4 separate regions of the Homo sapiens genome follow, and regions 2, 3 and 4 are each linked to region 1. The links are chromatin contacts, found by Hi-C or POLR2A ChIA-PET in ENCODE. All regions are on one chromosome and are shown on one strand. The core of a region is the stretch at or near the end of the contact, and the rest is flanking DNA. Distances in the headings are between cores, read along the strand shown.

Region 1 (5,892 bases), core at 1,026-3,525:
TCCTCTTTGTCTTTTCTTCTTCTCTTCCTCCCTTCTTTCTCCCACCCTCCTCTCTCTTTCTTCTCATGAAGTCCATATGATATCCTGTCTGAATTACATAACTTTTTTTTTCTTTTTGTGGAGATGGGGTCTCACTATGCTGCCCAGGCTGGTCTTGAATTCCTAGGCTCAAGCGATCCTCCCATTGAAGCCTTCCAAAGTGCTGGGATTACAGTCATGAGCCACCACATCTGGCCTGAATTAGACAACTTCTTATTTATGTGGATCTCAGAAGCTCCATCATCCACTTCTTAAGCCTGGTAAACACTTTTATTAGATAAGAGAGACAGTTTTGCATAAATGAACAAAAATCTAGATGAAAAGTTCTCGAATCCTGAATCACATCTTGCCATAACCTCTTACTAGCCGTGTGTTCTTGGACATCTTATGGACTGGAGTTTCCTTGTCTCTAAAATAATTATTCCATTTCCTTGTACTGCAGAAGCTCATGAAAAAGGTCAAATGAGATAGCGGGTGTATAAAGTGCTACACAAATGCAATGATGCTAATAGTAAATTATTGTTGATGTTTTCTTTGTTTCTGTACAGTTGACTCATTTGCTTTATCATTAATGATGAGGCATGAAAGAAATGCTGCTTGTTTTTAATGAACTATGGAAGACTAGGTGGAGCTGACGGGATGTTGGGATTTCAGGAAAGCTCTTTTAGGTTTCTGGAAATGATACTCATACCAATAGTTGTGAGCTTAGGTTGAAGAGCAATGTTGTATTTATACTATAATTTTTCTTCAAATAAACTGTGATAAAGATTTTGAATATTACTTTCATATTCTGAACTTCTCATGTACACTTGAAAAGAGTCATGAAATAGTAGTAGCGGTTGCCATTTATAGGGGTCGTAGGGTGTTGTTATGGTTAAATTTATAAATCCTTAAAATTATGATTTCTATCACAAAAATGCCTAAAAGGGTGCATTCTCTAGGTTTTTTCCTTCTTTCATTCCCTTCCTTCCCTCCCCTCCCTCCCTCCTTCCCCTCCCTCCCTTCCTTCCTTCCCTCTCCTTTCCTTTCTTCTCCTTTCCTTTTCCTTTTCCCTCTCCTCTCCTCTCCTCTCCTCTCCTCTCCTCCCCTCTCCTCTCCTCTCCTCTCCTCTCCTTTCATTTTTCCTTTCCTTTCTCTCGCTCTGTTGCTCAGGCTACAGTGCAGTGGCACAATCTCGGCTCACTGCAACCTCCACCTCCCGGGTCCAAGCGATTCTCATGCCTCAGCCTCCCAAGTAGCTGGGATTACAGGCGCCCTGCCACCACACCAGGATAATTTTTGTATTTTTAGTAGAGATGGGGTTTTGCCATGTTGGCCAGGCTGGTCTCGAACTCCTGACCTCAAATGATTTGCCCATTTTGGCTTCCCAAAGTGTTGGGATTACGGGCGTGAGCCACTGTGCCTAGCCCCTCTAGGTTTTCTTAAGAAAACCTATCTATTCCTCAAGTGCTTACTCTGCAAAGCCTAGGTCTGCCACCAAGGAATAAAAATATGGCTAAATGTACTTCCTTTCCTCCCAGAGTTCACTGTTCAATAGGGGACACAAACACATAAATAACTAGCTCTTGCACCAAGCGAAATGTACAGTGCGACAAAGGAGAGGTACAGATAGTAGGCTGTGGGCCCGAAGGAGGGTTTCCGTGGGCGTGAGTATGAAGGAGGGGTTTCCTGAAGGAGGGGGTATTTGAACAACCCTTTTGAAGACTAAAAGGATGTCCGCAAATGAAATTTAGGGTAGAAACATGCCAGAAAAAGGCACAGTGTTTTCAATACGCTAGGCATTTCTTAAACTATTTATAGCTGAGGTTATGGGAAAAGAGATAGTAGAAATATGAGAATATCTTCTCCAAAGATTCTATGCTAATATCCTGATCCATCTGACTATGCTTATTTGACTGCTTTTTGTGTTTGTCTTCTTCTTTACTGGATATCCTTTTTGCCGCTTCCTTTCTGGAATTTTCTTTCCTGGCCATTAGCCTCTCTCTCCTACACCGTTGCCTTACTCTCACTGCCATACTCCTTTGGACATCCTCCTTCTCTTGTTTCCTGATACTTTTACATCCCCTTCCATCCTTTACTCCTTAGCTTTTGTTTTTATTTGCAGTGTTAAAGATAGCCTCTTTTTATTTCCCTGTAGTGATTAGATCGACGTGTTTACAATATGAACACACACGTTTTCTCTTCTTCAGGCTCTGAGTCATCGAGTTCACAATGCCATGTCTAGTCAGTACTTCTATGTGTGTATAGTGCCCATTGTGGCCGAGTAGAGATAAGGTCACTGCGGAAGAAAATAAATCGCTAAAATCTGTTAGAATACGTCAGCTTCCAGGTTTGTCTGAGGATGCAGTGGAAACCACGTTCTGTGGCCAGCATGTCAGTAGCTTTTGATGATCAGAGCCTTCCATTTTGATACTTTAAAATAATGTAATCTAAGTTCACATCAACTGAATCCAGACAGTTTCACCATCCACCACATTATTAATTCCAGATGGGAAAATTCATTAGGGCTCAAATTTTGTTTGAGACCCAACTGTTTTTTAAATTATTATTACAATTATTATCTATTTATTTTATTTATTTTTTTTTTTTACAACTGATGGGAAGGGAAATTTAACAGCTGTGTGATTAGCAGGGCATGAAATTAAAAACGTTTTGCACAGAATCAAGAGGTTGTTTACTACAGAATTTGTCATCTGAGAATTAAGTGTCATTAAGACTGCCCACAGGATGATCTCTTTCACCATTCAAGCTTTGATTTCCACGCCCGGTTTTTTGCTAAAAGGCCTTTAACCTTTTCTGGAAGGAAAATGCATGTGGATTTATCACGAAGGTACCATCAGCATTTCAAATGCTAAGTCAAGGTAAAAACGACACTCTTGTCTGTCACAAAATAACAGTACAACTAGATGTTCAGCCTCACTGCTCTCAGCAAAGAGTGAGTTCCAATTTGAGGAAATCAGGTAAATTAGAAAAGGCTGCAGCTGGATTAGTGGCTTCACTCTTTCCCTCTAAAACTGTAGGAGTTTCATATTTCCATCAAGGCAGCTCAGGTCCCTAGAGCATGATGTTTACCCTTACATTTTCCTAGGTGTATGGGCTCTTTACGTCTTTGGTCTCTTTGCAAACGCCCTCCTTCGACTGAGCTCTAGAAAGTACTCTGTCCTGGGCTGAGCGCAGTGGCTCAAGCCTGTAATCCCAGCACTTTGGGAGGCCAAGGCGGGCAGATCACGAGGTCAGGAGTTCAAGACCAGCCTGGCCAACATGGTGAAACCCCGTCTCTACTAAAAATACAAAAATTAGCCAGGCATGATGGCGGGCTCCTGTAATCCCAACTACTAGGGAGGCTGAGGCAGAAGAATCCCTTGATCCTGGGAGGTAGAGGTTGCAGTGAGTTGAGATGGTGCCACTGCACTCCAGCCTGGACGAAAGAGTGAAAACTCCCTCCCAAAAAAAAAAAAAAAAAAAAAAATACTATGTACTTGTTCCTTTGGGCAAGATGTTGGCAGTTTTCTGCAGAAGCGTGGTCAAGCACATTAGCTGGACTGTCTTGGTCGAGGTTTGAAGGCAATGCCATTTGCTTGGGCAAGTTACATGGACTCTCTGCAGTTCATTTGCCTCATCATCCTCCAACTTAATGAAGGTAATGACAGTATCTACCTCAAGGATTACTTTGGGGATTCAGAGTTATTACCAAAAATGTTTAAGGCCCTGCCCGACTCATTGTTTATGCTCAGTTAATGTTAGCTATCTCCATGCTTTTCAGTCAATATATTGCATTGTGTTTGGAAGTCTTCATATCTAGTTTCATACCTGACACAGACTTGCTTAACTTCTGCCCTGGAATCTTTTTGCTATCCCTGTCTTACTGTCTTTAATAGAGCCTTTCTTATTTGATACTTATTTATATACTTGCCTTCGTTCGTTTTTTAGACAAATTTTATTTTCATATTTGTTGAATTAAACCAGACACAGCTTCTACACTTATGGGGTTTCCTTTCTGGGAGAATGGGGCTGGTGACAATTAATGCAGAAAACTTCTATTGGAGATAGACATGCAAAAACACTCAGAGATAGAGTTGAGGAATTTGTAGTCATTAGAGGAGAGAGATGTTAGTTTTGGCTGGGATTGGAGTTAAATGGAGAGAAAATAAAGGAAGACTTTCTGGAGGAGGAGGGTTTTGATCTGGAACCTGCACGCTCATTAGAATTTGAATTCGACCTGGCAGAAAGGGGAAAAGACTTCCCAGGCTGAGTGAAGTTTTGGAGCTGCACATTTTATTTTATTTTTCATATTTGTTTCCTGCTGCCCTCTGGCCACCATTCAGACCGTTTGGAGGCCTGTTATTGTAGGTGGGACCTAAGTTCCAGCACCAGTAGATGTGTGAGTGAGGCTTTTATAGTATTGATGTCTTGTATTTAAAATGAACAGAGGAAGAAGCCCTGGAGTCCATTCTAATAAATGTATTTCAAAGGGGGCTTTCTTCTTTTGTCTGAGTGAGAGGCAGGAATAGGAATGACAGAGGCAGCAAGTGTTGGATGTCTGTAGAAGAATCATAGAGTTCTCTTTAGAGCACTAAACAGAGGGCTAATAAAGGGCTATTGAGTCCTCCTTATGTTTTTTTCCTCTCTCAGATGAGTTTTAAGGGTAATAGAAGCGCTTTTTTTTTTTTTTCTGGTGACCTCTTAATCTTACTTTTCTCTCTTTATCTCTTCCTTTTCCTAGAAGCTAATATTAAAACCACTCTTGTCCTCTGCCATTAAAAATAAATCTGGGTAGGTTTCAGCAAGAGAGTATTTCCTAGAATGCATTATATTCTGGGCAGTAGAAGTGTATGTTTAAATACTTTTCCTGTAGAAGGTCATTATGACAACAGAGGATGCCACCAGCAACCCTGCAGTATGTGGTGAATGTGTTTCCACGCTGTGTCTGTCTCGCCTCTGCTCTCTGCCATGTCAAGCTGATTTTAAGTTTACCGTCACTTTTAGTATGTGACTTGATGAGGCACCATAATGTGTGTGTTGCTGGCCAAACATTACATGTCATGACTGTAGAATCATGAGACTGGAGTTTTAGCCTAGACCTTAGAACACGTACCTGCAAGAGGTAGTTATTCGAGCAGCAGTCTTTGTGAGACTGGAATTCAGGCACAGGGAACACTTGTTCCTAAGTTGCTGCCCCGTTGCTCAAAACATCTTGGTAATGTCTTTCTTTCTTTCTTTTCTTCTTCTTTTTTTTTTTTTTTACTCTGTTGAATGTTATCTTTTATTTTGTTTTTATTAAAAAATCAATTTCCAGCTTTATCAGGATATAATTGACGAAACAAAAGTTATGTATAGTTAAGGTATACAACATATTTTGAGGTACATTGCATTGTGAAATGATTACCCTAGTCAAGCTAATTAACATAGGCATCACCTCACAGTTACCTTTCTGTGTATGTGGTGAGAACGTTTAAGATTTACTCTATTAGCAAATTTCAAGTGTACAATACAGTATTAACTACAGCCACCGCACTGTGTATTAAATCTCCAGAATTATTCATTTGGTATCACTGGATCTCCCTTTGACCAAGAACCAAGATCTCCTCATTCCCCTGGTCCCGGTAGCCATCATTTTGCTCTGCTTCTATGTGTTTGACTTTTTTAATTTGCACATATCAGTGAGGTCACGCAGTGTTTGTTTTTCTGTGCCTGGCTTAGTTCCTTAAGCAACATTTCCTCCAGATTCATCCATCTTCTCGTAAATGACAGGATTTCCTTCTTTGTTAAGGCTGAATAACATTCCACGTGGTAATACACCGCATTTTCTTTATTCACTCTTCAAATGATGGACATTTAGATCGATTCCACATC
Region 2 (5,892 bases), core at 2,519-5,018, 450 kb before region 1:
TTACACTTTAGGAATAAACTCTTGATGACCCCAGAATGGAAAACAATGACCAAAGAAAGCCACAAAATCATCTTCTCAGCAGAAGTTTGAGAAAGGATGAGACCACAGTTTGTTTTCAGTTCTTAACTTAAAGGTGGGATAAAACTTCCACTAGGAACTATAAATAATTGTTTTTTTTTGTTTTTTTTTGTTTTTTGTTTTTGTTTTTTTGTTTTTGCTGGTAATGTGGTGAGTTTCTGATTCTTTCTGGAGATTACAAAACAATCCATTTATTAAGTCCAGGATATAAATTCAGACGTTCAGATTGGTCATAAGACAGTTCGAGAAAGCAAAAGGCAGATTGTCCAATCTGGCTGCTCCAGGTGCCAGGAGTTATTAATTATGCCTGTTCTAATAGCAAGAGCTGGGAAGCAGCAAACTCAAAACATGTGGGGAAAACAAAAAATTAGATGGTGGTTTGCCTTAATGAGAGGAAGTAAGAGGCAGCAGCCACAGCACCAGGCTCAGTACACTGAGTACAAATCCTGCCAGCAACATATTTTAGCCACAACTGGGCATGATCACCATAGTCGCTACAGGGATCATGGAGTCCTAGCGGGCTCTCCAACATCTGTGCAGTAATCAGTGAGGTCACTTTCTTCTTTGTGCTTTTCTAGGGTGGGTGAGGGAGGATTCAAGAAGTCAAGAGGGACTAATCAGAATTTGGTGTTCGGTAGATCATAGATTATGAGAGCTGGATGGTACATTACAGACTAAATAGTCCAACCCTGCCCATTCCCACATATGAATAAACTAAGTTCTAGAGTAGCTAAGTGACATAACCCATGTCACCCAACAATGGCAGGGCAAAACCAAAGTTTTCTCTATTCTTTTTCTCTCCGGTTAATAGCAGACTCCTTTTCTTCCTACTTAAGAAACTGGCTTTCCTTAGACTTTTGCAAGCTCTTTAAATAGCGAGGAGCCTCACCTTGGCAGAGGCCTAGGTATTTCACTTTCCATCTTTAAACATGGCCCTGGATTAGCTCTGCTTGATGAGTAGCCATCTCCTATCCTGCTTAGAACTCTTCTCCTGGTTTAAGCCTCAGAAATTCAGGCTCTGGGATGCTATGACATTTCTGCCAAATGGTATATGATAGCTTCCACTTGGTAGGACAGTCATCATTTTACCAATGAGCCATAGATAGGCTTGGTTCATCAAAGGAGACCATCAGACTTACCTGTGGGTGTCGTTCCCTGACTTACTCATCAGCCTGCTATCTAGGAGGTCTCTAGAGCCAAAGTCTTGGGGGGTTGTGCTTCCCTCTGACCCACTGGACTCTGAGCATATGGAGGCCAAGATCAAGGTCTTACTCATCTTCATTTCCTGCTTGTTGCTTGGATGATGTCTACTAAATTTTAATAGATGAATGGGCCAAACACTTATAGGAAGAAATTTACAGACTGGAACTCACTCAGTGAGCAGCAACCAGGACTGTGAGAAGATGAACATTTGAGTAGGATAAGGGATGCCTTAAAAAGAAGAGATATTCAACTTGGAGAAGAAAATGTTCACTGGGGAAATGATCATCATCTTCAAATAACAAAAGGGTGTCTTTGGGAAGATGAGAAGTAGGAGAAGGCAACTCTGGAAAGGAGGACTTCAGAGGAACATAAGAATCTGCTTTGGGAACAACCCATATTTACTGAGGATCCTCTCTTGACAGAGATATGGAAAGGAGGGGACAATCAGTGGGGAAACAGCGTGGCCCAAGACTTCTAACTTTAAGGAGCCTCTGCTACCTTAGAATAGAGAAGAACTGGTAGCACTTTAATTGGAGGCAACATTGAAGGTAAGGAGAAACTATTTGCAGTAAATTGAAATGGAGGCAGGAGTAGAAAAGAAAGAGGTTTGAGGATAGAACAAGCATGCTTCATCCTCCTAGGATTCCTCTTTTTATAATAACAATACTGATTATTAAGTGCTTCTATTTACCAAGCTCTGTATCATAATTTTAGCCTCACTGATGATAACCCTGATACAGCAACAATCAGAAAGCCCCACTTCATACAAGTTGAACTTGAAAAAAATAAAGGAAATTGATTTTAAAAAAACATGTTGGCAAGCTTTCTGTGACACTGGCATGCTCGTGTGTGGAACACAAACTGAACGCAAATGGAAACAATCCCTTTGGAGAGCTGTTTGGCAATACCTTTCAAGGTCATAAAACTCAGCTAATAATCTCAGTCCCAGGGATTTACTCTAAGTAAAACGCCTCTTAAAAAAAAAAAAAAAAAAAGAAAAAAAAAACCCTATATGGTCAAGGTGCTTTAAAATAGCAAAACCTGGAAATAATCCAAATTTCCAACAATTTAGGAATGGTTAAATAATTTATGATATATTAACTCCATGAAAAATTATGTAGCCATTAAAATGATAAATGAGAAGACTCTGTGGCAAAATGAAAGACATATAACAAATAATGGGCAAGCATGAGAGTGGAATGCAAAATTGTACACATGCTCTGATTATCACTGTAAAAACACTTATGGCTAGAAATTGAGAGGGACAATAGGGGTATATAAAAAAATTATTGTTTTGTGAGATTTTGTGCATAATCATTGTACACTTTATAAAATGAAAACACAGAAGAACTCTTGCCGTCGCTGGGGAAATTTGAGAATCACAGCATGTAAGTTAGAAAGCATTGTATGGGTCCTTGGCGAGCGCTCTCTTTGTACGGTTAAGGAAACCAAAGCCCTGAGGAAAGTAGCTTGTCTGTCCCACAGCTAGTTAGCAGCAGGGTTGAGGCTAGAACACAGAAGCACAGAGTAGAGGATCCTTGGAAGATTACATTGAACAGCCGGATAATGTGGGAAACACACAGGGTGAAGAGGGCAAGAGAGAAAACAGGATTGCCTGTCATAAAAATTCTCAGATGTGAGCAGCAAATTCAGTCAGTGAAGAACACACCCCATTCTCCGTCTATTGAAAACAGCTACTGTCCACTCACTGAGTGGGCTGTGGGTCTGAAAAGAGAGGATCTGGTTTTCTGCCTTTGAGGGTCATCTTCCCTCACCTTCTCTCTTTCCCCATTACCACCTCCTGAGGTCAAGTTCTTGGCAATTATTCTCCAAACTCTCTGTGGGGCCAGTGATGCCCCAGTTGCTGCGCTAGGACTGGAGACGCAATGTTGACTAAGACACACATAGCCCTTGCTCTAATGGTGCTTTCACTTTAGGATTGAGACAGACAATTAGCTTGCTAACAAATAAATAAAATGATTTAATAAGGCAATGTGTACTACCTTAACAAACAAAACAGGGATTTGTGATGGGGACAGACAGTATGGGGCATGGAGGCTTATAAGCAAGTGGGTAACATGGTCTGACATATGTTTGAAAGCTTACTCTGGCTGACTTTATTTCTAGGATAATTGCAACAGTCTCTGTCTCTTCTTACTATGGCCAAGGAGGTCTTAACAAAATGTAAATTTGACGTGACACTGCTCCATCTGAAAACTTTTTAAGATTCCTTGTCAGCCCCAAGCTAAAGCTCAGACATTCAGCACAGCTATGGAAATTTTCATGCTAGGCTTCTATACCACCTTCACCCCCGCCACAGTGCAGGTCTTGCACTCTGCACCACAGCCCTCTTCAGGAGTCCCAGCCAGCTGCACACTCCCCTCAGGCTGAGCCTTTGAGATGCTGTTCAGAATCTGACCCTTTCCTCCTTCCTTGTTTATAGAACTCTTTCTCTCCCTTTAAGGTTTTGTTTGAATGTTACCTCTCCCCTCACTCTTCCAGGCACAGCAGATTAGTCACCGCTTTCTCTGTGCTCATAACATGCTTTGTTTACACTTGTATCAGGATATACCACATTGAATCATAATTATGTGTTTGTGTATGCATGTAGGTATAATAAACTCTTAGAGAGCAGAAGCCATATCTTATTTATGTTTTTATGTCTAGAACTAAGTGCAAGCTGGGCACCTAGCTTTAGTGAATATTTAATGAATGAGTTGGTAATAGATCATTGGATAAAAGGATGGATAGGTGGATGAATGAATTACTAAGCAAATAAATACAATCTATCCTCATTTTAAAAGCAAGGCAAATATGATCTGTTTCCTTATCTGTGAAAAGAATCACATAAGGTGATTTTTAAGGTTACTTCCAGCTCCAGGGTCTGATAGTCAATAAATCACAACTGGTTATTGCCGTTGGAATCAGAAAGCTTTCTTGGCTTGGCTGCTTGAGATATCTCAAAACGCTCCCAGGTTCATATTAAGGACTGAAAAGTCTGTGGATCCTTAACTTGCAAGCCTGCTGCACTGGGATAAATAAAACCTGGGCCTGGGCTGGGTGTTCTCCTGTCCCAATTGGCAACACTCACCATACCCAACATATCTGGTGAGGGAAGAAGGCTCGAGCAAAACAGGTTTTGAGCCAGCTCAGCAACAGCACAGCTATACATTCCTGTAAATTTCCAGGCCCATGTGAAGGCCGGGACAGGCGTGAATATTCCGCTATGTCACTCAGCTCCCGTGGTTATTTTTGTTCACCCCATCATCTTGTGGATGTGGCTTCAGGACAGACCTGTATAGATTTAGGTCAGAGGTCAGGAGAGAAATAATTCCTAATTCAGCTTTCAGTGGAGGAGAAAAGAGTGAGGACACACCATTCCCTCTTATGAGAATAAAGGTGAGACTGACCTGAGATTCCATTCATGCAAGAAGGCCTGTCTTACACCACTACAGGCCTAGTCCTCTGTTAGGAGAATATGGAGAGAGATAAAGTGGTTCCTGTCTTCAAGGAGTTTATACTCTAGTAAGAGAGATTGCTAATGTGCCTAAGGTAAGTTATTTGGGGCACAGAGAGGACAGTCCATGTGGATGAAGGTTGGAAGGTTGAAGGAAGAGGGAAGGAATACTTTATAAAGGAGGAAGTGTCTTCAACAGAGAGAAATGGAGATTGACTATGACAGTCAGAAAAAAATGCTTGAACGAGGGTAAGGAGAAGTCAAAGTACAGAGCAGTGGGGGAAGGTAAGCAGAGACTTGGGCACAGCAGAGGATGGGTAAGAGAAGGAAGGGAGGTATTTCACAATGTTGAAAGATGAAGGACAGGAGGGGTCAGCCGGGTCTTAGAGACCAGCCTCATCATTATTAAAATAAAATATTATCTAGTGCCAGTTATTGCCAAACAGGAAACCCTGTTCCTTCCTCTGAGTGCCAATCTCCAGGGTTTAGAATGCACCTGGAAAGCAATGGGGGTCTCTGGAGGCTCTTGAGAGCAGGGTGGGGTAGAAAGTGTTGAGACTTGTTCCCTGCCTGCTTCCCTTTCTTACCTGGATGCCAAGTGGTGGAATTGGCTTGGCAGGGACTTGAGCCTCATGGAGGGTTGGACACGTGACCTCTCTGATACTCTCCTAAGAGTGTCTGTGATCAACTCTGTGCTTATAGTCAACACAAGGCATTTGCAGAAAATAGAAAAACGTGAGTATGCATGTGCATGGACATACACACCCAGATGTCTCTGAAAATAAGTCTCCTGGAGTTAATAAAGATGTGATATAGAAGGCCAGATATCAAAAAGCACCCTTCTGGCAGCAGTTATAGGAGTTGGTCCCTCACAGAGATTTCATGCGATAGTCCCCTCTGCACTCTGGAAGGTAATGGAAATCCCAGCCCTCTCTTTTCTCATGTACAAACGGCAGATTTCCAGGCCCATGATCAAAGGCAGAAGGAGAGCTCAGAGAATGGCAAGAGGAAAAGAGAACAATCAGAATCTGAAACTAAGGCAGAGAAAACATTTATTAACCAACAAAGAAGCTCATTTTCGAGAAACTGAGTCCTTTCAAAAATGCAATCAGCATTAAAATCACTAATTTCCTTCTTCCTCTTCCTTCAGAGGG
Region 3 (5,892 bases), core at 1,260-3,759, 410 kb before region 1:
AGAACATGCCTGGCACATAACGAGCACTATATGTTTGTAAAATCAATAAAATAAGAAGGCGGGAGACTGAGTCTCAGTTACATGCCTACTCTAGGTATTCACATATTGGATTAAATAGTCCTTAGGACCCCTTTCTTTCACTGTCCTGGTGATGGCAGGCCTGGAAATGCCACTCTGTACTGCTCTCTGAGATGTCAAAGCAGCCCTTTGGAAGCACCAAGGAAGAGTACAACTACACGTGACTAAACTCTCCTGGCTGAGTCAAAAACCACTGCAATTTTTAGTGTTTCCTTGGCCTTAGCCACATTCATTGCAGGAGGAACCTCAGGAGCTTGGAAGCAGAGCATCTGCCCACTAGCGGTCTACATGGGGCCTCTGAAATTCACAAGTGCGCCAGGAGCTCATTACTTCTTGCCCTTCTCCCTGTCTCTCTGATTCACCTCTTGTTTGATGCCCTGAAGGTGACTAATGATTCAGAGCATCCCATCTTTGGTTCCGCCCAGGTATTCTCCTTCAGACCTTGATTCCACTTGAAAAACAAAAAGAAAACAACTCTGATTCATTTGATTCCACTTCTTTGGGGTTTTGGGAGTGGGGAGACAAGAGTGATGGAGAAAACATACAAATTGGACTGGTAAAGTGGTCTAATTCAGAGGGTGCATTGCCCTGCACCTGAAGGTGAGGAAAGACTGGCAGCCACCTTACCAGCACCTGACATCAGACATGAGTGACAGGCAAGCTCCCGAGAAACCTGTGGAACCTCACCAGCATGCAGACTGTCTTTATTTACTTTCTTTTCTACTTGCTGTGCCTTTGGTGCTGGAAGCAAGGGCATGGACGGACAACTGCTCAGACTAAGGTTGCTTCTCTAACTCTCCTTCCTGCCTGGCACCATTAGCTCAACCCCTCATCACCTCTCAGAAGATTGGACTCCAGTTCTGAGTCCATCCCCTCGCCGTCAGTCCTCCCTGGAGTCCATTTGCACTCCAGGCTAAATTAGCATCTCAAAAGCCATCTTCTCATTATGTCACTGTCCTCCTCAAAAGCTGCCAGGCTCCTTGCAGTCTGCAGACAAAGTTGAACTTCTCACTGGTCTTCAAGTCCCACTGGCTTTAACTCCCACAGATTCCCTACCCAATCAAAATTATGATGTACCCACTCTAATCAGTCATTCTTACCCTCCACTAAGAATATCTCACATCCATACCTCTATGGAAATCACAGGCTCTAATCATTTACTCTCTGGGTGGCCTTGGAAAAGCAATTTATCACCTCTGAGCCTCAATTTCCTCATCTACAAAATGATGCTATCTAACAGGGGAGGATTTCCATGAAGAGGAACTGAGATAATATACAAGGGCATAGCACAGTACCTCAAACATAGTGAGAGAACAACAAAAGTTAGCTTTAATCATAATCATCAAAATAATAATGACATTGATAATTGTCATTGATAATTGGTCTAGCTCATGTCATCTCTTCCATGAAGCCTTCTCTGATCTTCAATCTGAGTGTGATTCCTCCTTCTTTTGAAGTCACCCTATACTTGTAGGGCCATCCCCATATGCTACAGGGTATCACAGTGACTTCTCCACTTATCCTGTCTCCTTCTTTATCTGCCTGTGGGTCATTTGCCTCATCTAAAACTGAATCCTGGCACTTGGTAAAGCTTTATTTCATGTGGATGTTTCTCTGGATTCTGCAGGCAGGGCCAGAAAATGTCAATGGTGATTGTGAACTGTTCTGGAAGAATAGGGTTTCCCTTCAGAAATAAAAGAGTACCTCACTGTGGTACCTCTCTGCCTGTGTGGACACACAACACAACCCAGCCCAGTCTGGGCCACCAGAGGAACCAGCTGGTCGAGCTTTGTGAACTTTGTCTTCATGCCCCGACACCCTACTTCCCAAAGCCTGGACCGGTAAAGTTCTTTTCACCAGAAAGGACAAGGGCAAGTGAGTGCAAGAGAGAAAGTGGCACATTTATCACTGAGAACCTGCTTGGGAAATGGGGGAAAGGGGAAGGGAAGAGATCTTATTTTCTAAGACTTGAGAAGGGAAAATGGAAGTGGGAGGGAAATCATCTGTGGCTTATGTTCTCTAAAGTTCAAAGGGAACTTGCTGCCCCATACATGATGTTGATTAGGGAAAGTATCATCTAGTTACACTGAACCCCACAGATTGGTAAGCATGAACTCAGAAGGGTCCCAGCTTTCTGATTCATCTGATCCACAAGCCTTGGTCAGCAAGCACGCAGTTGCTTTTGCTTTAAGATGACCTTATTTGAAATTCCTTATGTAGCTGTCACTGCCAGCACTAAAGCCTGGTCATTTACAGTAGCTGTCCTTTCTGAATTTAAATCTGATAAAACAGGCTGCGCCTGCCCCACACCTCCTAGGGGTCTAGATCTGAAAGGAGCCCCAGGGATCATCCCATCTAGTCTAACCCTGGCCCAGAGAGGAAGGGTCACACCACCAGGCAGTGCTGAAGCCAGGCCTGCAACACACTTTCCACTACCCCAAGATGCCCCCACTGGCTGTTCAATTTAAGGACATAACCCGTGAAGAAAGGAGATTGTGAAATGCTTCCACTAGAAGCCCAAGGGTGGCTGAAAGCCCAGATGCTTCTCTCTTAACCCTCCTAACCTAGTCCCAGTTCAGCAGTTTGCTTCCCACTGTTTCATGTTAACCCTTTTTCTCCATGAGGCCAAGGCTTGTCTTCCAATGAGCAGCTCCTTACAATAACTAAGCCGGCTTCTGCTTGTACCTTCCCAGACACCTCCACTGGCAAAACCTTTCCATTGAGCAATCTTCTTGTGAAAACTGACTCTTCTTTGCCCTTTACAATTACTCAGCAACTCTGCAAAACAGTAACCCAACTGTTTATTTTGATTTCAAGCTTGGGGTTAAAGGGCTAGCTTTGTCATTTTTTTTTTTTTATTCCCCTTGAGGAAGTTACTAGAGACCTCAGGGATTTCTTGTCTTTGACTCTTGACTACCAGCTTGACATGCCTCCATCTTCCACTAGCCCCCAGTCTGTGCCAGGTGACACAGAAGTTTCCAGGAAGGAAAGGGGATACTCCTCCAGAGGAAAGATACTTCCTAAATGGAGAGCTGGCATTCACTCAACCTTCCCTCCAACCACCCATCCCCAAGGCACCAACCTGCCCATGTTTTCAATGCATCTGCCAGGCTGCATCACTATCTCCCATGTTTGTTCTGTAGTTTCAGAGTTTACAAAGCACTCTAACCTCCCTCAATTCAGGGGATGTTCAGGACCTCCTGAAGGGTAGGCCACACAGGTTTGCATATTAGAGAGGAGATAATCATATATGTTTATGCTTATATCTGGGACTAACCTAATCAAGGTTAGAAATTATAGTCAGCCTCTTGACTCCACGTTCAGTGTTCCTTATAATCTTTCTTCTGCCAGCTACTCCCGTTATTTTCCATCTTGCATACCCAGCTAAAAAGAGTTTTCTAGAATACCATTCTTCTTCGCCTGCTCTCCCATTCACAAACTTTCAGCAACTCCTAAATGCCCATAGGATAAAATTCCAATGACTCTGCTTGTCTTTTAAGGCCCTCCACAGTATGACTCCATAATATCTCCCTAACATTATTTCCACCATGTCAGCATGGTGAAGCTATGTGAATTTCCCACAATGTCTAATGCACTTTTTAAACCTCTGGACCTTAACTTTTTTGTTTGTTTGTTTTTTGCTTTTTGTTTTTTGAGATGGAGTCTCGCTCTGTCACTCAGGTTGGAGTGCAGTGGCATGATCTCGGCTCACTGCAACCTCCACCTCCCGGGTTCAAGCGATTCTTCTGCCTCAGCCTCCCAAGTAGCTGGGACTGAGGCACGCACCACCACGCCCAGCTAATTTTTGTATTTTTAGTAGAGATGGGGTTTCACCATATTGGCCAGGCTGGTCTCAAACTCTTGACCTCGTGATCCACCTGCCTCGGCCTCTCAAAGTGCTGGGATTACAGGCATGAGCCACTACACTTGGCCTGGACCTTATCATGTTGCTTCCCCACACCACCCCACAGATCCATCTTCAAGGTGCTTCTTCAATAATGGCACCCATTGCTAGAATATCTCTGGATGCTCCCAGCACACAGTGAGCTCTCTCTTCTTAAATTCCATAGCTTGTGTAAACCATAATACTCTCTAGGCCTAGAGAGCAAATGTGCATCAGGCAGAAGTTAAGGCTAGCCTTTACCTGTCATCTCCCACCTCAGCTCAGAAAAGGGTCTCCCACCTCAACTCACATGCATCTGCTGGTGGTTATTTACTAAATATCAGGTTCAAAAATAGTTTAGGGTAGGGCTTGCCTTCTCATGGTTAGACAAATAAGAGAAACAGAAGAAAAAAATATTGGATCAAAGGTATAAAATTTCTATTTCATCATCAAAATACTAATTGTACCCTACTTTATCATAGAAGGAGGAGGAAGGGTGGGAAGAAAAAGGAAGACATCTAGAGGGATGGCTCAAGTTTAGAGCAAAGGTAACTGATTCCCATCTGTGGTTCTTCAAGGCCCCGGAAAGAACACACCCAGTGCTTTGGGTTTAACAGCGATGACCTTGAGCCATTTCACTTGGAGTCTCAGATTTCTGGAAAATGTGGGTAATTTTCTCTGCCCAGCCCATCTCACTGGATAATAGCTGTGAAAGTGCTTTGTAAGTGTAAATGCAAGAACTATGTGAGTGGTGACTAATTTCCAAAGGCCAGGCCGCCCCCAACCCCACCTTCAGAGCATTTCATCTGTTAAAATACATGAGACCATTGGGATCTGTAGAAGAGCAAACGCTCCCTTTTGCACCTATGCTGTTGACTGATGACCTTCTGGTGCTGGAAATGTCTTGTGATTCTTGGACTATTATTAGGGATGGTTAAACTGGTGGAGGGAGGCTAAAAACGGCCAGCACAGCCATCACTAACCTTTTGGTTTCCCATTTCAGGAACCAGTTTCAAAATAAAATCTTTTTTTTTCTTTTTTTTTTTAATGAGAACACATTTCTGTAGTTCTTCACAACACACTGAAAGAAAAGAGAATTTCACTTTGCAAGACTGGGGAGATTGTCTTTCCTGAGTTTGCTCAGCCCCAGCCATTAACCCTAGAACATTTGTTCCAAACTGGAACTTGAGCCTTGAAGTTCAGCCAAGTTGGGTGGACTTCCTGGTGCCTCCACTGCTGGCCTGTCTGAGCCCTGCCCTGGGACAAATGTACAGGACTCTAAATGGAGCAGAATCTCAGGGAACAGTAAAAGGGCTGGGGAGGGCAGAGTTTGGGGTTGAGGGACTCTGGGCTTCTTGCTCTCAAGTCCATATCTGCCTCTGAGTTACCCATGGGAATTTATTCCTCTCATATTTTCTTTCTTTATTTGTTATTTAATTCACCAAAATTATATATATGTATGGTGTACAAGATGATGTTTTGATATATATCTATACTATGGAATGGCTAAATCAAGCTAATTAGCATATGTAGCGCCTTATTTTTTTGTGGCAAGAACACTTAAAATCTACTCTGTTAGCAGTTTTCAAAGAGTTAATACATGCTGGGCTTCATACCTACATGAGGAGTTGATAGGTGCAGCAAACCACCATGGCACACATTTACTTATGTAACAAACCTGCGCATCCTGCACATGTGCCCTGGAACTTAAACAAAAAGCCCAACAAAATAATTAAATATATATATATATATTTATATCAATATAAAATGTATTGATGTTAACTATAGTCACCGTGATGGGCAATGAATCTCTTGAATTTATTAAAATGTGTCCTTTGACCAACATCTCCCCAGTCCCACCACCTGGCAGCCTCTGAGAATAACCATTTTATTCTCTGCTTCTATGAGTTCAACTTTCTTTTACATTCCAC
Region 4 (5,892 bases), core at 1,118-3,617, 310 kb after region 1:
AGAAAGTCATGAATTCTGATAATCAAGGGGCAGTTGCCTATGTTATTTTTTTTTAAGTTTCTAGTTAATTATTTGCTCTTCCTTATTTGCATTTTGAGATGTAACAGTAGAGCAGTTTACCCATTCTCTCCTGAAAACTATGAGTCTGTTTCAGACAAATTACTATACTAGGCACCCACCCTCAGTGGAGGTGCAGGAGACTCTAGGCCCGGAATGGGTGAAATACCAGAAGTTGCATTTGAATATAATATTGACTAATTAGTCAGCCAGAAATGAGAGCTCTAAACATGCTCTTTTTGTGTCATTTACTGCATTTGTGGAGCATCTAATTATAAAGAAAATAAGTATTCTTCATTGGTTGCTAGTAAAGCTGCCACTGAAGGGCAAAAAGACATATAGCAATCATTGTTTAAATAGAAGCGCTTGAAAATTTTCCATTAATTTTCGTGTTTGCATTTTGAATGCTTTCTTGCTCACACTTGAGGTATCAAACTGAACAAGTCTGAACTGACTGCGTAAGAATTTAAGCAAGAACTGGGAGGGGTAGAAATGAGGAAGCTATTTGCATTCCTGGAAGACAAAACTCACGTTTATAATCTTTCTTGATACTAAGGCAGTTTGTTTCCCAAATGCTATTTATGGTGAGCTTTTTGTCTTCAAATGTTTGTTATAAGACTCTTTTTTTTTTTTAATCATCCAGTGCAGAAGTTCATGAAAGAAAGTGAAAGTGCACCCATACCCCCATTCATTTTCCAGAGCTTACCCTGTTTGGTACATTATCTTGTTGGCTCATGTTTTGCTTGGTTTTGTTTATGCAACTTTTTCTTATTAATTTGTTGTTGTCGTTGGATGGAGTTAGGGAGGGTTAAAGGACTGGAGTAAAAATGCTATTTATCTTTACCCCTTCTTCACTTACAGTGTGTGTACGTTGATGGAGGGGGTGGTGGGGATAGAGGGTGATTTTACCTGCTCCATTTTTGTTTCTATTTGCTGCTACCAGCTTGCTTCTTAACCCTGGGCAGAGGCTGCCCTGCAGGCAGGAGCAGAATAAGCTGTCTGTGCCCTTCCTCTTCCTATACCTTTGAAGATTGGTGCCTTTCACTGTTTTCCAATCGCTTGTTCTTTCCATAAGCTCGTTCCCTTCTCTCCACTGCTTTGACAACACCTTTTAGAGTTGCTCCTGGAGCTGCTGCCAAGACAATAGTATGTTTTCTCTTTTAAAGGTCTAAACCCTGGGAGGAGAGGAACTGGAGGAATTGAGTCAATATAATATACGAATCACTTTATATTTTACTATCTATAATTTAGTTTTTGACTTCCATTTCTAAGGAAAAAATTGTTTTCTTTTATTGTTTTTTTTTTTTCTGTTTCCATTCAGCACTCGTGTACTGAGAATCCCCAAGCTATATTAAGTCCCATTTGGGCCATTAATGTGTGTGCAACATGGTCTGTCTGTTCCAGTAGAGAAAAAGGCATATAAATAACTTTCTTATCACTGGTTATATGCTTTGAAGGAGTACAAATTAAACAACCTGTGGAAGTTCAAGTAAAAGAAAGCTTATTTCCAGTCACGAGAAGTTAAATGTGAGCTGGGCAGATTCATAATAGAGAAGTACCGTTTTTTTGTTTGTTTGTTTGTTTTTAACTCTGAGGGCCCTGTGAGCTTGGTCAATTTACATCATCTCATGAATGACATAGGGCCCTATATGTGGAAACAAATAACAACAACAACAAACCACTGTAGAGTCATATCAAAGAAAAATGAAGGTGGTATTCATCCACATCAATATTAAGATAAATTATTAAATATTTATAAAACTCTTTGACAGTGTACAGCCTCTATAATTAATCAATGTAGCACTTTCTCAATACTTCCCCATTTTAATTAGTACCAACATCAATCATAATTAGGCTCATGCTTTGGTCTCTCTGAGACTTTTAAAACATTATGGGTAGGGGGCATTTTTCAGGATTCAGGTATCAGCTAAGAGTTCATTTAGCCAGTAGATCGTGACCATTCTTCCTCTCCCTGAAGCTATGATTCTGGATACTGTGGCTCTTCCTGCTCCTCCAGACATAGAGAAAATGGACAAGTTTCTCCTTCCCCATTTTGAGTGCATGATGTGAAAACTTAGCTTGTCCAGCCAAACTGGAGGAAGGAGAGGCGGGACTTATTGGAGTAACTGAAAAGAGAAAAATTGGAATATGAGCAGTACCAATACTCAGTCTCTTAAGGAAGGGTAGAGTCCCTTTCTTTCTGTCTCTGTAATTTTTTTCTTTTTTGTTTTTTTTTTTTTCAAAGAAGATTGCATAAGATTCTGTCTCTCTAGGAGATGACTGATGAAATATACCCCCTGGGTCATTTGCATCTTACTCCTTTGTAGTGTAGGGAAGAACATTCCAAACCCATTATAAGCACTTACTGTTGTTGGGCATGTCATAACAAACACAATACCTTTCTGGAATATACTGCTGAGCCCTTGGCTTTTTGCTGAATTTGCCTAAAAGCCCTTCTGCCTATTGAGTGGCCACATTCTGAACTAGTTATACTTGGTTAAGTTTTCACACAGTACACTCTGGGATACTAGGGTTGCAACAATTTAAAAAAGAACATAGATGGAAGCTTTATATCTCAAAAGCTCCTACCTTTGACTTCCCTGACAATTTTTCCTTCTCCTGCTCTTCAACTCTATGTTTCCCAACTTTGTTTTTGTAAACACGAAAAGTAAATTTTTTACCATTTTGTGCCTAATTCCTCTTCTTTCTCTCTTCTCTTTTTACTCATCACAGGAATGTCTTAGCTTTCCTTCCTTCTCCAATCTGCCTTGGGTATAGAGTCACGCCTTTAAATCTTTTAGCATACCACAATGTAACTTACATAAGGAAATGTTTAATTTGGGAACCTCAATTGGTTTTGTTAACACTGCTGCACCGAAGCTCTAGCTGAATTCACATAATCTCATGATTTTAGTAAAGGTAACAAAGGAAAACGATTATGTAAGTACCTACTTTTCAACAAACATTGGGCTGGGTTTCTTCTTTACATTTTCTCATTTAATCTTCATAATAACCCTGCTAGATAAGGTTTACCATCTCATTTTGCAATGTGGAATCTGGAGCCCAGAGATATTAAATACCTTGTACGAGAGTAGGTGTGCAAAGCTAAACTTTGAACCTAGGCATCTCTGACTTCAAAGTCTATGCTTTTTCCACCTCATAGAAAGACCATCCAGAAGATCAAGTGTTGGAACCTTCCGAGGCTGTGACATATTTATTACTTCAAAGTTTATTATCACAGGACATGCATGCTGCTTTAGCAACTAGAAGTGTGTGAATGAATATTACTATTGTGTTGCATAAGTCCTTGGCAATATTACTTTTTAGGTGCCATTCTAATCCTGCCCTGTTTGGAATAATTGTGATTACGAGGGCATAGGAGTAATTCAGAAATTTTTTGAAGAAATTTCTCCCACAGCATTAGCCTTAGTTATGAGTATAATACAAAAGAAGAGGACCAGCCCTGCTGGAAGGTAAATGAAAAGATGGAGGAATTGAACGATTACATAACAGCTGTTCAGACTTGTGGTACTGATTAGAGTCATTTGTAGAGATGAAGCAGTGTGTCAAGCCAGTGTGGGCTAGGGTATACTGGGAAGTTCTCACAGACAGAATGAAGTGGGTTGCGGCAAGCCCTGAGGTATGGCAAAATCTGGACAGCTAGCCTGGATCTTCATTTTTCATTAGTTGGCTTCCTTAACTGCTCAACAAGTAGACCAAACAAACAAACCACGCATACACACAAAGCAAAGAAGTAAATAAAGAATGGTGGGGCTAAGACTGTGAATAGCTCCTAGCAAATTAGAGAAATAGCTTCAAGTATATGCCTTCTGGATGATGTATGTTTGTATATGAAGGACAACACATCAAGGGGTGTTGGTAGTAATCTGTGCTAAGCTTAGAAGCCAGTATATCATTGTTCTAGTTCTATTTCTACTGTCGAGTGGCTTTATAGCCTTAGACAAGTCATGTAACCGTTCAGGCCCCAAATGTCCTTCTGGAATTACAGGGATTGAACTGGATGAATAAAAAGTTCTATTTCAACTCCAACATTTAATAATTCTAAAGTTCTTAGTGAGCTCTGATTGCTCATTTGCATTACATAGGCATATATTAACCATTTTAATATGTATCAGAAAAGGTATGTTCTTTTTCCTCAGAAATGTTGAAGCCTGACTTTGTTATAGAAAGCACCCAGGAATCATGTCTTCAGAGTTCCTAATTTTTAGTGTTTTCTTGTACTGCCCCGACTGCTGCAATCCTCTCTCTTACATTGGAATTCTGTTTTAAGTTTTGGTGATTGGAATCCTCTTTTTGATTTAAGAGAAAGAATCCTAGGGGTGAAAGATTACTATACTGGAAATGAAAGATTACTAGTCTCTAAATGAGAATTGGCTTTGGTCTGTAATAGATAAAAAGATTTTTAAGGGAAAAATATTAGAAAAGTGAAAACGTTTTTAAAAAAAATAGGTAGCAGTCACCACCGTATTCTGGTGGAATCGAATTCTTGAAGATTAGATTTGTGTATTCATGGAATAATCTAGACAAAATCCTGCCTTGCACATAGTGGGGAGATACACTAAAATACTGAAACAGCTACATTGTATTCAGGTGAAGCTACATAGATGTAAATAAAGGGCAGCCAGCGGGTACAAGCTGTCAATTAAGTGTTTTCAATAGTCTACTCCGTGTCGCCACATCTTAGGTAATTTAGATAGGTAGAAGACAGGTCATTAGCACTGAAGTTGAGAACACATTTGAACTCCAGAATGGGATTAATGCATCTCCAAAAAACGTGTATTTTCTAACCCTGTGCAAAAATTATATTTGAAAAGATTAAAACAAACAACAGTTTTCTTCGTTCTTTGTTATATGTCTTTGTACTTGAAAAAGGTAAAATTCTGCATTACGTTTTAAACAAATTGTGCCAGGGTAAAGGGTAAAATCTCCATCAACATCTAAAGGTCTTTCTTGTTCAGAAAATGAAGGCCCCTCTCCTGCATTAAAGACCAATGTGGCCTTATAGATCCTTATACAGAGGGAACAAAATGACATTAGACAGACTCTAAGGTGCCCTCAATTATTCCCACGTGGTGGTATTCATGCCTTTGTGTAATTGCCTCCCAATGAGTGTGGGAGGGACCTATGATTTCTAGCCAATAGAAACAGCAAAGGTCACATGTAGTCTTTGATGACTTGTGTGTGATTGTGTTATATAAGACTGTAACATTTGTTCTATGAGGGGACTTTCACCCTTGTAGGCTTTAAAGAAACAGGCTGCCATGTTGTCAGCTGCCACCTGGAGAGGTCCATGTGGTAAAGAGTGAGGGCACCTAGTAGCTGACAAGAAACTGAAGCCATCAGTTTAGCAGCCTGCAAGGAACCGACTGTTGACGACAATCATGCAAACTTGAAAGCAGATCCTTCCCCAGTCAATCCTCAGTTGAGACTGCCACCCCAGCCTAACTTTGCTTGTAGACAATGAGACCCTGAGGCAGAGGACCCATCTAAACCATACCTGCACTTGTGACCCACAGAAACTGTGGGATAATAAATGTATGTTGTTTTACTCTGCCAAGTCTTTATTGTTTTATAGATAGCTAATACAATTATGTTACTTTTAGAATCTAACATTTTCTTCACCTTTCGTTTTCTACATAATAGTTACTAAGTGAATGTGACTTGTTATCCCCATCCTCAAAATCATTAAGGGTCTTTTATTTAATATTTGATTTATCTGTGGCTTTGTGAAATTCATAAATCTGCTCCTCAGTTTCTGGTATCTCTTCAGGAGAGATGCCCTCTTACTCTACTGTATATGGAAGTTGAATAAGA

Evidence for each region. Hi-C counts contacts between places; a loop is a spot of excess contacts on that map. ChIA-PET counts read pairs that join two places held with the same protein, here RNA polymerase II (POLR2A). Pooled maps may share reads with other maps.
Region 2: a loop to region 1 is called in a map of PC-3, with 5 times the contacts of the local background. The contact joins two enhancer-like sites. A Hi-C loop is called at or near these places in 1 of 168 maps with a recorded cell type or tissue (PC-3) and 5 of 50 pooled maps. POLR2A ChIA-PET finds 5 or more read pairs at or near these places in 1 of 52 experiments (PC-9).
Region 3: a loop to region 1 is called in a pooled map, with 9 times the contacts of the local background. The contact joins two enhancer-like sites. A Hi-C loop is called at or near these places in 3 of 50 pooled maps. POLR2A ChIA-PET finds 5 or more read pairs at or near these places in 2 of 52 experiments (OCI-LY7 and endothelial cell of umbilical vein).
Region 4: a loop to region 1 is called in a map of PC-9, with 2.1 times the contacts of the local background. The contact joins two enhancer-like sites. A Hi-C loop is called at or near these places in 2 of 168 maps with a recorded cell type or tissue (PC-9 and heart left ventricle).

What each region holds. Positions count from the first base shown.
Region 1 is chr3:188,360,421-188,366,312 of GRCh38, forward strand. All of the region lies in intron 3 of LPP (LIM domain containing preferred translocation partner in lipoma), which reads left to right. Among named protein-coding and RNA genes, the nearest start is that of FLJ42393, 180 kb to the left of the region's middle. Within about 2 kb of position 2,276, at least 6 of the 41 ENCODE cell types and tissues checked have a DNase peak (open chromatin) inside an H3K27ac peak, as active enhancers do; they include PC-9, where a contact is called at or near this core.
Region 2 is chr3:187,910,048-187,915,939 of GRCh38, forward strand. No RefSeq gene overlaps it. Among named protein-coding and RNA genes, the nearest start is that of LINC01991, 63 kb to the right of the region's middle. Within about 2 kb of position 3,769, at least 10 of the 41 ENCODE cell types and tissues checked have a DNase peak (open chromatin) inside an H3K27ac peak, as active enhancers do; they include PC-9, where a contact is called at or near this core.
Region 3 is chr3:187,952,645-187,958,536 of GRCh38, forward strand. No RefSeq gene overlaps it. Among named protein-coding and RNA genes, the nearest start is that of LINC01991, 21 kb to the right of the region's middle. Within about 2 kb of position 2,510, at least 14 of the 41 ENCODE cell types and tissues checked have a DNase peak (open chromatin) inside an H3K27ac peak, as active enhancers do.
Region 4 is chr3:188,671,609-188,677,500 of GRCh38, forward strand. All of the region lies in intron 7 of LPP (LIM domain containing preferred translocation partner in lipoma), which reads left to right. Among named protein-coding and RNA genes, the nearest start is that of MIR28, 14 kb to the right of the region's middle. Within about 2 kb of position 2,368, at least 3 of the 41 ENCODE cell types and tissues checked have a DNase peak (open chromatin) inside an H3K27ac peak, as active enhancers do; they include PC-9, where a contact is called at or near this core.